Linked DNA regions of Mus musculus: region 2 is linked to region 1. The links are chromatin loops, found by intact Hi-C in ENCODE. Cell type or tissue: heart. All regions are shown on one strand. Each heading gives the region's core, and the rest is flanking DNA. Links, peaks and the distances in the headings are about the cores only. Region 1 overlaps Pkp4 (plakophilin 4). Region 2 has its middle 20 kb from the start of Gm46743.

The links. A loop is a pair of places that touch in the nucleus more often than their neighbours do. Peaks named below come from ENCODE experiments on the same cell type or tissue, not always from the same donor. Only the 100,000 strongest peaks of a DNase experiment are listed, where the experiment ranks them.
Region 2: it touches region 1 in a loop (2.2-fold over the local background); 1 of 42 quality-filtered maps calls a loop at or near these places.

The regions. Positions count from the first base shown.
Region 1 is chr2:59,283,202-59,288,581 of GRCm38, reverse strand. The region is part of intron 3 of Pkp4 (plakophilin 4); the gene reads right to left. Among named protein-coding and RNA genes, the nearest start is that of 5330411J11Rik, 100 kb to the left of the region's middle. In heart, for the core only: no CTCF peak of the experiment used is centred there; a DNase peak (open chromatin) is centred at 2,151; H3K27ac peaks cover 1,575 bases.
Region 2 is chr2:59,437,424-59,442,803 of GRCm38, reverse strand. No RefSeq gene overlaps it. Among named protein-coding and RNA genes, the nearest start is that of Gm46743, 20 kb to the right of the region's middle. In heart, for the core only: CTCF peaks have their summits at 2,171 (motif pointing left) and 4,206 (motif pointing right); DNase peaks (open chromatin) are centred at 2,123, 3,973, 4,093, 4,643 and 1 weaker place; H3K4me3 peaks cover 330 bases.

The DNA of each region.
Region 1 (5,380 bases), core at 178-5,177:
AAGGTTGGGGGCCACTGGCTTATACTTTATGTATATAGAAAACAATTTCCATGTGAAAATATATTTGTTCACCTTTTTGCCTTTCTCTGCCATGGATCAATTGACACAGGACAGTATGACATTAGCAGACAGTGAGATAGAACACAGACTAGATGATTAAGCATTTGTATTATATGTATTTCCATTTTGAATACACTAGCTCTTTTATCATATGCACAATAATTTTGTCACAGGGCCATAAGTAATTTTATTTTAGAGATAAAACATGTTGGTGACTAGAAATGCTGAGGTCAAACCTAACATGCTACTTGCTATCATTCCAAAACCAGTGTGCCTAAACACTGAGACAGATACACGACACACACACACACACACACACACACACACACACACAGACACACACACAAGCAAAGTTATTAAGTTATTCCTTTGGGGTAAGAACATAGATTTCTTTTCTTTAAAATTTATGAAAGAGCTGTAACTCTGAGCTTAAATAAACACATAGAGCTCACGAAGGTCACCTGCCAGAGCTGCGGCTCTACACGCCTCTCTAACTCCTTGCCGTCTTCCCCAAGAATTAAAAGGTGGGAGGGACTTTTGCTTGGTGAAAATGTGTGTGATTGCCCCCCTTTCCATCATGGGCACAGCCGGTCACATGCCAGGGCCAGGACTCAGTTGCAAGCAGGGTAACTGCTCCCATGAATGGAGCCAATCAGCGAATACTCATCTTGTCTGCGCTCTGAGCCTGTGGCTCCAGCTAATGTGCTCTTTTACCGCACTGCAAAGGCACAGCTGGTGGTGGATGGGGAACTGCGAGCAAATCTCACTGAGGGCTACTTGCCTTGTTCCGGGTGGCAGGTCCCAACCGTCCTCCAGCTCTCCAGCTTAGAAAGTAGTTTCTTCCTTGCAATGAGTTTCTGTTTCTTAGAACTTTTTTTGTTTTGTTTTGTTTTGTTTTTCTAGACAGGGTTTCTCTGTGTAGCCCTGGCTGTCCTGGAACTCACTCTGTAGACCAGGCTGGCCTGGAACTCAGAAATCTGCCTGCCTCTGCCTCCTGAGTGCTGGGATTAAAGGCGTGTGCCACCACTGCCCAGCTTCTTAGAACTTTTGTTACTTCATTTTATTCACAAAATTAGTTCTCCAAACGCTAGGACTGATAATGCCTCACTGTATAGTTGTCAAAACAATCAGGTCTTATGTCAATATTAATACCTGCTGCTAACCAAACTGCCATCCAGAGCAGCTTCATAACAGCCCGTGCAGCTTTTACTACCATGGGAGTTTAACTTTAATGGAACGCTCTATAATGGCTTTCATCTTTGCAACTACCAACCTTATCAAGCCACTCTGGGCTTCTGCTCAGAGTAGCAGAGGCTGTGGCTGTGTGGCTCCACTCTGCCATGGGTCCAGCCTCCTGCCTGCCTGGCATACAGGAGACGCTTTAGATACAGTGTTCACAAAGTGTGAGAAGCACTGAGCAGTGCACTGCTCTGAGTAATGAGGTAAATACTGATGAAAGCCCTAACCGTGCTCAAGCAGATAACTTATTTCACCCTTTGTCACGAGGAGCAGGTACCAACATATTGTTTTGTATGGTTTTTTTTTTGGTTGTTGTTGTTGCGGGGAGGGATTGGGAAAAAAAAAATCAGACAAATAGCATCTGAGTGCTGAAAAGGCCTTAGGTACCCTAAACACAGCAGGGCATACCTAAGTCAATGGGAATCTTCAGCTAAAATCATCTTCCTATTTAAAGTAATGTACATAACTCATTAGGAAGATAAGCTAATAATGAACAATAAAAATAAGCCAAATTGCAAAGATATGCGGAAGAGCACAGATTACCCAGTTAAGCTGACAGGGAACTGACAATATTGTGTAGTAACTACAAGTGTGTGTTCTTCAGAACAGTGTGTTCAAAGTTCTTACTTTAACGGAGTCTCAAACTGCTCACTCTGTGACCCCAGGACGGAAGAACAAAATACACGGGATCTGAAATGCTGCTCAATGACTCACTCTGCTCTAGAGCCGTGAGAGGCAGATTCCTGGGAGAGACAGCAGAGGCAGCTTCAGCCGGGAAGGACAGGCCCACTTCCTTCCCTTTCTCCACTCCCCGCAACATCTATTCCTAGAAGCACTTCCCAACTGACGCTGGCTGCCTACCATGTGTCTACAGGCACTGTGCCCACAGGACTCCGCCCTGGCTCCCTTTCACGTCCCTTCTGAAGGTGCCAAGTAGCTTGTGTTCTAGGATCTTCCACTGGAATGTGAAAGACATTTCACACACAAGGACTGAATCATCCACAAGAGTTCTGTGTCAATAGGAAAATATCGTCATAATTTTAAATAAATTAACTAACCATCATTTAAATGGACGATTCATATGCTTAGAACTGTTCAGGCCAGGAGATGGAGAACAAATAAAAAGAAGATTACTGGCAAATTAACCATCAAAGCTTTGAATTTTAAGTAAAATATTAGTTTGTCTTAAAATTTATTTTAGGCAGGGACTATGCATTTTTTTGTGCTACATAAAATATATAGAAATCAATGTAAAATTCTATTCATATGGAATTAGTTTTCATTTGTAGATAAAAATGGTTTCTTAGAGTTGTACATTGTGTTTGAAAATCTTCCTGAATTTGGTCTTTTGTCAGGAAACTTGACAAAAAACTTGCTTGTTCATACTCTGCCAAGGCCTAAGGGCTGTCTAATGAGCAGGGTACAAGAAGTCACGTAAGAAGAATGAGTGGTGACTTGAGCTTTTGCCAGGGACACAGCCACTGCAGTGAGTACTGCCCTATGGACACAGGCACTGCAGTGAGCATTGCCCCATGGACACAGGCACTGCAGTGAGCATTGCCCCATGGACACAGGCACTGCAGTGAGCATTGCCCCATGGACACAGGCACTGCAATAAGCACTGCCCCATGGACACAGCCACTGCAGTGAGCACTGCTCCTGGCCACCAAGGCTTAGAATCTGGCTCATAAGCCTTGAGAGCCTATGAATCAATATGTAATCATCCATCTTTCTGCTTATGCAAACCAGGAAAGAAGGCTTGCTGGTAACTAAAAATCAGAACTGGCTCATCATAAGACTAACAAACACCACAGCAAGTCCTGTGAAATGAGCCCAGTATTTTCAACCCCACTTCATGCTCAACATGTTACAATTCTTTCCACTCTATTAGCACCATGGGTCACTCAGCCTGAAAAGTATGAGCTATTCCCTGCCCGGGGCACCCAAGTCTTTTCCACTCACACAAATGCTGCAGAAGCTCACGCATGGCTCTCACTCGGGGCACCCCCACTACCAGCGACATAGGTTGGGCATCCATCCTTTGATCCTATTTAGGCTGCAACATTCTGTCTTTCTTCTAATCGGTCTTCAAGGCCTTGACTTCTTATCCTTTCAGGCTGTCTCCTGCTGTTGCTACTGAGCTTTACCAAATAGCAATAAATGGGTAGCATTCCCCCACTGCTAAAGTACAGACAGACCCACAGAAGACAAAATGCAACTATCTGAGGGTCCCTTTGGTTTGCCCTTTCCCACACAAGCCTGCATTCCAGGAACTTGCAAGTACTTGAACTTGCCTCATGTGCCAAGCTGCTTCACACTTTGAATGCTATTTTGGGGCAAGAATGTGTGAAGCTGTCTAAAAATTCTTTTAAGACTTGTTCGAATGCCAGGGCTGCTGTTCAGGTACCATGTAACTACATATGTATGCACTGTATACAGGAAACTAAGCAGTCTAGTGAGGCTCAATTTTACTTTGTGTCACTTCCTATGAGGAGGAACATTCTCAGAAAACGCTCCCCCTCCCCTGCCTATCGTGAACCAGCTGACTGGGGAGGCGGTGGGGAGGTCACAGTGAAGACAAGAGTGGAGCCACAGACCCTCTGCCATGCCATCTCCTCACCCTTCTCAGGTCTGTGTCTATCACTTAGATGCAAAGAACTTTCAATGACTGAAGCAATTAACCATGGCCAGTAACAAATTAAGCTTCACTTATGCAAACTACTCCAGAAACTGTAAACACAGCGTGGGCCCTACTGTCTAAACTGACTGTGTACTCCTCGATGACCTGGAAGGTCCTTCAAGAAACAGGAATGGGAGTTGATCCCTTGCTCCTTTTCATCGAGAGCGTGCCCAAGCACTCACTTGTGCTTCTCATGATCACAACTGTGGTAGTTGTTCCTGGTTTCTAGTACCAGACCATGGACGGCTCTTATTGGGGGAGAGACTGTGCCCTGATTCCATCCAGAACTGAATAGGATACTGGAATGCCTCAATGGGAAATTTTTAGGGCTGTTCAATTTTAAAAGTAAATTCTAAATGATTTTTCAATCATTTTTTTTTTAAACAAAAGAGGCAGATTAACCATTTTATGATGCAGGTTTCTTGAATGTTGTTGGCTTTTTGCTGAGAATATCTCTTTTAAAATATAACACCTACAGAAAGACTAGAACTTCCCATTGTCAGGAGAAATTTCCCTTTAGTGTGACTCCCATCAGCCATGTCCTGGGCTCAGTTTACCCTACCACTTGGTATGGAAGAAGCAGGGCCTCCCTAATGCTCAAAGTTCTGATATTCCAGGAACTATTCCCACCCACCAACAGGTAACTGACCTATGCTTGGGAGGGGCCTCATCTGTAGCTTTTTAAAGGCAGATGGTGACTCATCCTCCGAGTGTCAGAACAAGTAGGACATCAGACAAAATTCAGCACCAATCTTGATAGTTTTTCTTCACCAAGCACAGATACTCAGCATCCTTACCTACCCTACCTAAGTAAAGAACAGCAAAGTCAATCAATAAGATAGATGCTAACAAGGGAGTGTTGCCTTATCTTCTTGAAGATCAAGGAATAGGGAAGGCAAACTGAAACCACCAATCCCTAAGAGGCTTGAAGACCCTGGTTTTAAAAATTCATTAGCCAAGGCAGGAGGAACTGCCTGAAGTCTGAAAGCTATTGTTGGTATTTAACTAAACTTCTGGGAAAGTCTTCCAAAAGTACTTAGTGCCCAGCCACAGCCTCAACAGACAGCAATCTTCCTCTCCTTCTCCGTCTTAGCTCTAGTGATTCTGTTCTTCCTGGCTATCTGTACAGTTAGCCTTTAGTCCCCTCTCTTCTAGAGGCAACTCCCAATCTCTCAGTAAGGAGGGCAAGTGAAACATGACAATGGCCGTAAGTCAAGATTAGTTATTTTGCATGTTATGAATTTGTCCCCAACAATGGCACAGGTTCATGATCTATGAGTCATAACAAATGAGAGAGGGCAAGGGGTCTCTTTGTAGTTATTTCTGAGACCTGAGGGTGGTGTGGAGGTTAGGGAGAGACTGCTCCAGATGAGGAATGATGCCTCTCACACAGGACATGAC
Region 2 (5,380 bases), core at 83-5,082, 150 kb before region 1:
GCCCCACAGTCTCTCATGCAAGCTTGGAACGGAGCGGCTCTGAAGCTGGGACCCGCAAAGTCTCGTTACTGAAATCTCTAACAGAAATTTAGCATCACCCTCAGTTGTGAATGTAGGCAAGGGTTGTAGGCTTTGCCAACCAGAGCCCAAAGTTCAAGCTAGAGCCCAGGCCTCTGCTCCAGCTCGGGCTCCCAAAGGTGCCCAGCCCCCTGTGAAGGCCCCGTAGAAAAGGCTTCTACTGCCAATGTGAAGACAGATGAATTGCTGGGACACACCTACCCACACACTATTTGCAGATGACCAGTGTCTTATTCTGTTTTTACAAATAAACTTGAGGCAAGATTAAAAAACAAACAAACAAAACTATATAGGATTTGGGTGGTTCCTCTGTTGGGGAGTTCCTGTCCTTAGTGTAAATGCTTAGAATTGTCTTTTACAGGATACGTCCTTAATGAAAATAAATTCACTATCCATTTGCCATTCTTTGAAAAAAAAAAAAAGATGTTTGCTGCTTTTGTTCACGAGACAGACAAGTATAGGGAATAGCTTAGCAACCTGGGACTCCGCTTGTTTTGGGCCATGCACACATCCTTGTTGGGACTCTGTTGTCCTCTGTTGGGACTCTGCTTGTCTGGACCATACACACATCCTTCTAATAATGCTCTTGGCAGCCTGAGATGCTTACATATAAGTACAATACACACATCTCTCCCTGATCAGCACGCCTAGCAACCTTTTAGCACATAGGAGCCCCACTTGCATCAAACTGTCACCTGCTTTAAACAACAGAAATAAATTACCCCGCATAGAAGCCTCTTGTAATGCCCTATTTCTATTCAAACATGTCCTGGAACATGCCCTGAAACCAAGAGAGACCGTCTGATCTGGCCTGAACTGGTTTTGAGTGCTCCGAGGCCAACTCTGTCCTCAAAGCAAACTCTCTGGGAGAGTCTCCTGCTTCCCACCCTGTGCCTGTGCATAATTGGACATTCGTAGGGCTGCCATCAGATTCATTATGGGAAAGGACATGCATGGTAAGCAGAGACTTACATAACTCAAATTTGTTACTCAAAACAGAACTGCCCAAGCTACGCCACTTTGCAACCTAGCTCCACCTTCTGTCAAACCGCATTAGAAGAATCCCCACATGGTAGTCAGGGCCCTTGAGTGCCCTCACTCAGGTGGCCCACTGTCACTCTGATTTAAACTGTCACTTTGCTTTAAATAAAATTTCCCTGTTAGATCTGTGTTTATGGAAAAAATGCTTTGAATAAGACACCAAGCATCTGGAAATGACCAGCTCAGTCAGTGACTCTGGCCACCAGTCCTCTGTCCCTACATGTCCCATTCCCCTAGAACACCAGATAACTCGGGGCATCTCGCCCCCACCCCCCACTCACACACTGTTGGCTTCCTACTGCTTCTTTATTGTACACCGTGTTTGTTGTCTCAAATGTCTCCCTTCTAGGGTGTTTGTCAAGACCCCAATGTCCTGATCCCAGACACCTGTTGTCTAACTCATCACTCAACAATGTTTATTGAAAAGAAATTTTATTGGGATAAAATTCACATAGCATAAAGTTTATCATTGTAAAGCAAGGAATCCCATGGCTTATACACAATGCTATCATCTCTACCTAGTTCCCAGGATTTCCACATCCCCAAATAAAGCTTATGCTCACTAAACAATTAGTCCCTAGCCAAAGTCATCAGTCTATAGTGCATCTATATAACTTATATATTCTATTTCAGGTGTATTAGATTATACGATAAAAGCTTCGTCTTCATCATCTTTCACTTTGCATGGTATTTTCTAGTTTTACCCATGTATTGTGTATAGTTCAGAGCTACAGTTCTTTTCTGAGTGAGTAATATTCCGACAAGTGTCTATCTTATCATTTGTTTATCTCTTCAACTGGTGACAAGCATTTGTGCTGTTTCCATTTCTTGGCTCTTGTAAATAGTTCTATGATTGTGCATCATTCCAGGCATTTTTTTCCCCTGAGCACCCGTTTTCACTCCTTTTGGATTCTCCATCTACTTTTGTTTTGCTGCTACAGCGGGCCACTCCAAGCTGTGTCGAGTGAGGGCACAGGTGTAGACCCAGCACTGACCTTAGGTACTGTAGTGGGAATGACTAACCAGGAGGGCGCAATGGCTCCCCCTTGTGGTGAGCAGAAACAAGCCCACACGTCCCTACCTTTCCTGGTAGTGCTAATACAACTATTTGTTGAGTTTATAGTGATGAATCAAAGACAAAGAAGATGCCAGGTGGGTAGAAATGCTGAGTTCTCTGATCAAAAGAAGTGATATAGATCTATGTCTTCCTTTTATTGAAGAAACAAGGCAAAGGACTCCAAATTCTCTCTGCTCTGCTTGGAGAAAAAGAAGTAAGACTGATAGAAACGGCATTTGGTATTAACTGAATGGCTCATCATATGAAAAACATAGGACTTCTGCGGAAACTGTGCCTTTGGTGTGCTGTGCTGTAGGCTAGAGAGTGGCTACTTGTACCCTGCAGGGCTGTGTCTCTTCTCCTCTGTTGCCACTTGCTGTAAAACGGAATAAGCACACAGATCCTGATTCCTAACTGCTGGTGCCCCATTCACAACAGATGCCAGGAAGGTTCCGTACCCAGCGCAGTGAAGACAAAGAAAACCTCACCTGGCTCTCAGCATGCTCGCCCATCAGACTGCGCATGCTCTGAAGCTGCAGCCCTGCAATACCATTGAAGAAAAGAAATCTCATCGGCAGGGACTATAACGTTTGTTCCCAGGCACACATGAAAAATACACGGAATAGCTTCACTGTGCTCGTTATTTGGACTTTATTTGGACAACTGGGTCCGATCCTCAGACAAAGAGTTAAGTATTTTTTCAGATGTGTTGGCAGCTTTAGGGCTCTGGTTCTGGCATTAGTTGAAAGGCTGTAGATTAGGTCAGAGAGGAGCATTTGACAGCAGCTTCTGTCAACTCAGGCTATTTCACCATAAGAGAGAGAGAGAGAGAGAGAGAGAGAGAGAGAGAGAGAGAGAGAGAGAGAAGAGAAGAGAAGGATGTAGTCTGTGATGAGGGACCAGGGCGTGAAGCCCAGGTCAGCTGCTCACCTCATTGACCAGGAACATACCAGCTTCCAGTTGTTCATCTGGGCTCTGGCTTTTCTTTTCCTCCTTTGCCTCTGTGGGCAGAAGAAATACAAACAAACCCTTTTTCTGATCTAGTTTCTTATCGAGTCTGCACCCCAGGAATGCCAACAGCTCATTACATTCTTTTAAGATCACAGATCTGTCCTTGGACCCTAAGTTCCTCACGTCCGAGTTGGCATGGGCCATCACCAAGGTTTCTTATGTTTTGTTATTATGTGAGCTGGCATTCGGGCAGGGGTTACTACAAAGTCTGGTTGTTGTTTCTAAACACCATGGTCTAAACATGCGCTCCTCTCAGGTCTTTTATTTCCTGTACAAGCAACCCTTCTCCCTAAGCTGCACCCACAGGCCCCACGAATTGATTTCCACCTTGAGGGTGTCTATAACTTTGGCATAAGTTTGTTTTAAATAGGTCTGACTCAGTTAATGGCCAGGGGCGCTGCCCATCACTTCTATGGGTTCCTAGGCCCCTCCTTGACCCCTAGGCTGCTCCAGGAAGTATTTTTCAGGCCAGGCGTCTCTCCTCGTGTGCTTTAGACTATTTTCAGTCCTGCATCAATGGGGAAACAGCTTCTTCCACCGTCCTGAATAGTCTCACCAAGCAACCCCACCCAACAGTCCTGGGCACTGCAGACTAATCAGGGCGGGCAGCTCACGTTTGGAGAACCTGCAGCCCTCCTCTATCTGCCTTTCTTGTACTTTCTTTCATCCTTTCCCAGTTCTCAGGAAGCAATAAAAACAAACACTTCCTCTGATGTAGTTTCATATCAAATCTTTCCCCACCCACAACAGCCTTCCCTTCCTGGGAGGAGTCCCAGGGCGTAGGTTTTCTCCTGCTCAGTACTCTCTGGGTTTGGAATGCCACCCAAGTGCTAAGTTCAGGGCGACTTTGATCTAACCTGCTAGGGTTTGTGAAAAGCTCGGATGTCTATTTTTACTCTCGTGACCTATATTTGGTTTTTAACGAATGGTGGCTTCCCACCATGACGACTTATTACGGGTTCTCTTTTTGTCACACACTCTTTCTGCCTTCTCCGTCCTGGCTGTTTTCGGGTTGGAACTTCCTGCAGATGACCACTAGAGGGCAGATGATTTCCAGTTTACAAGATACCTTCCACAGCCAGTTTTCTGGAGCTTTGCTGACTACCAGGGCCGGTTTTTTTTTTTTTTTTTTTTTTTTTGTTTATTTGTTTGTTTTCCTTCAGAAGCGAGAGCAAAACACTTGAAGTTCTTTGGGTGCAGCTAAGACGTTTTCTACAGCGTTCATCTATGAAGTCCTGGCTGTGAGCAGCAGACATTCTGGCCAGTAGAGAGAAAACCGTGGTTTCTCTGTGTTCCTACCCAGGGGAAGAAAGCTGTGCCAGAGTGGTGTTCTTTCTAGGTTTGCTAAAAAGCATATACGTGTACCCTGCGTGTATCTACTCGGGTCTCACAGTAAGATGGCAATGCTTCCTGAGGCCTCTCCCACTATACCCAGGCTTCCTGCCAACATAGTACGCTCACGTGGTCAACCTGGATGTGTGCCAAGGCAAAGTTGATGAGCCATGAGGGAGGTAGAGAGATGGAGTGGCATGGGAATATATCTTCGTTGAAGTTCCTTGGAGCACTGTGGGGACTCTGATCTCAGACATGGGGAAGCGTGGGTGCTATTTCCTAGTCAGAAGACACGGGTAGCTATGACGCTGAAGAATTAAGTAGACTAGAAACAAATGGATATAGGCCCATCAGCCCAAGGTCAAAATTAGGAGGCTGACTTTTAAGGTAGCAGGTCGAAAGGTCAACGGGAGGTCAAGGGTACATCTCAGCAGGGGGGTGTTGCCTACACTCTGGGAGGCTCTCAGTTCCATCCCCAACACTGGAAAGAAAGAAAAAATGAAGTCAGTAGGAAGTAGAAAAAGAAACTTCAAAGGAGAACCTTCTGCTATGGATAAAAAGTCTGAACTGAGATGCTAAAGATAGTAAATTGATAGATAGCGCGGCAGTTAAATGTGACTCAGCTCTGGCCTTCCTAATCCTGCGGCCTTGGATAGGAGGCAGGGTCTTCTCTGGGGTCCAGTTTTCTCGGCTCTAATGGTGCAGCTTCCAGGTCCGAGGCTATTGGAAAGATTTCACACGATGACACACATTAAAGGGGGCCGTTTCCCTTTCTTCATTTGCTCATTCAAAAGACATATTTCCTAATGCCTGTATTGGTTAGATATGTGTAACTTCAATATTGGTTAGATATGTGTACCT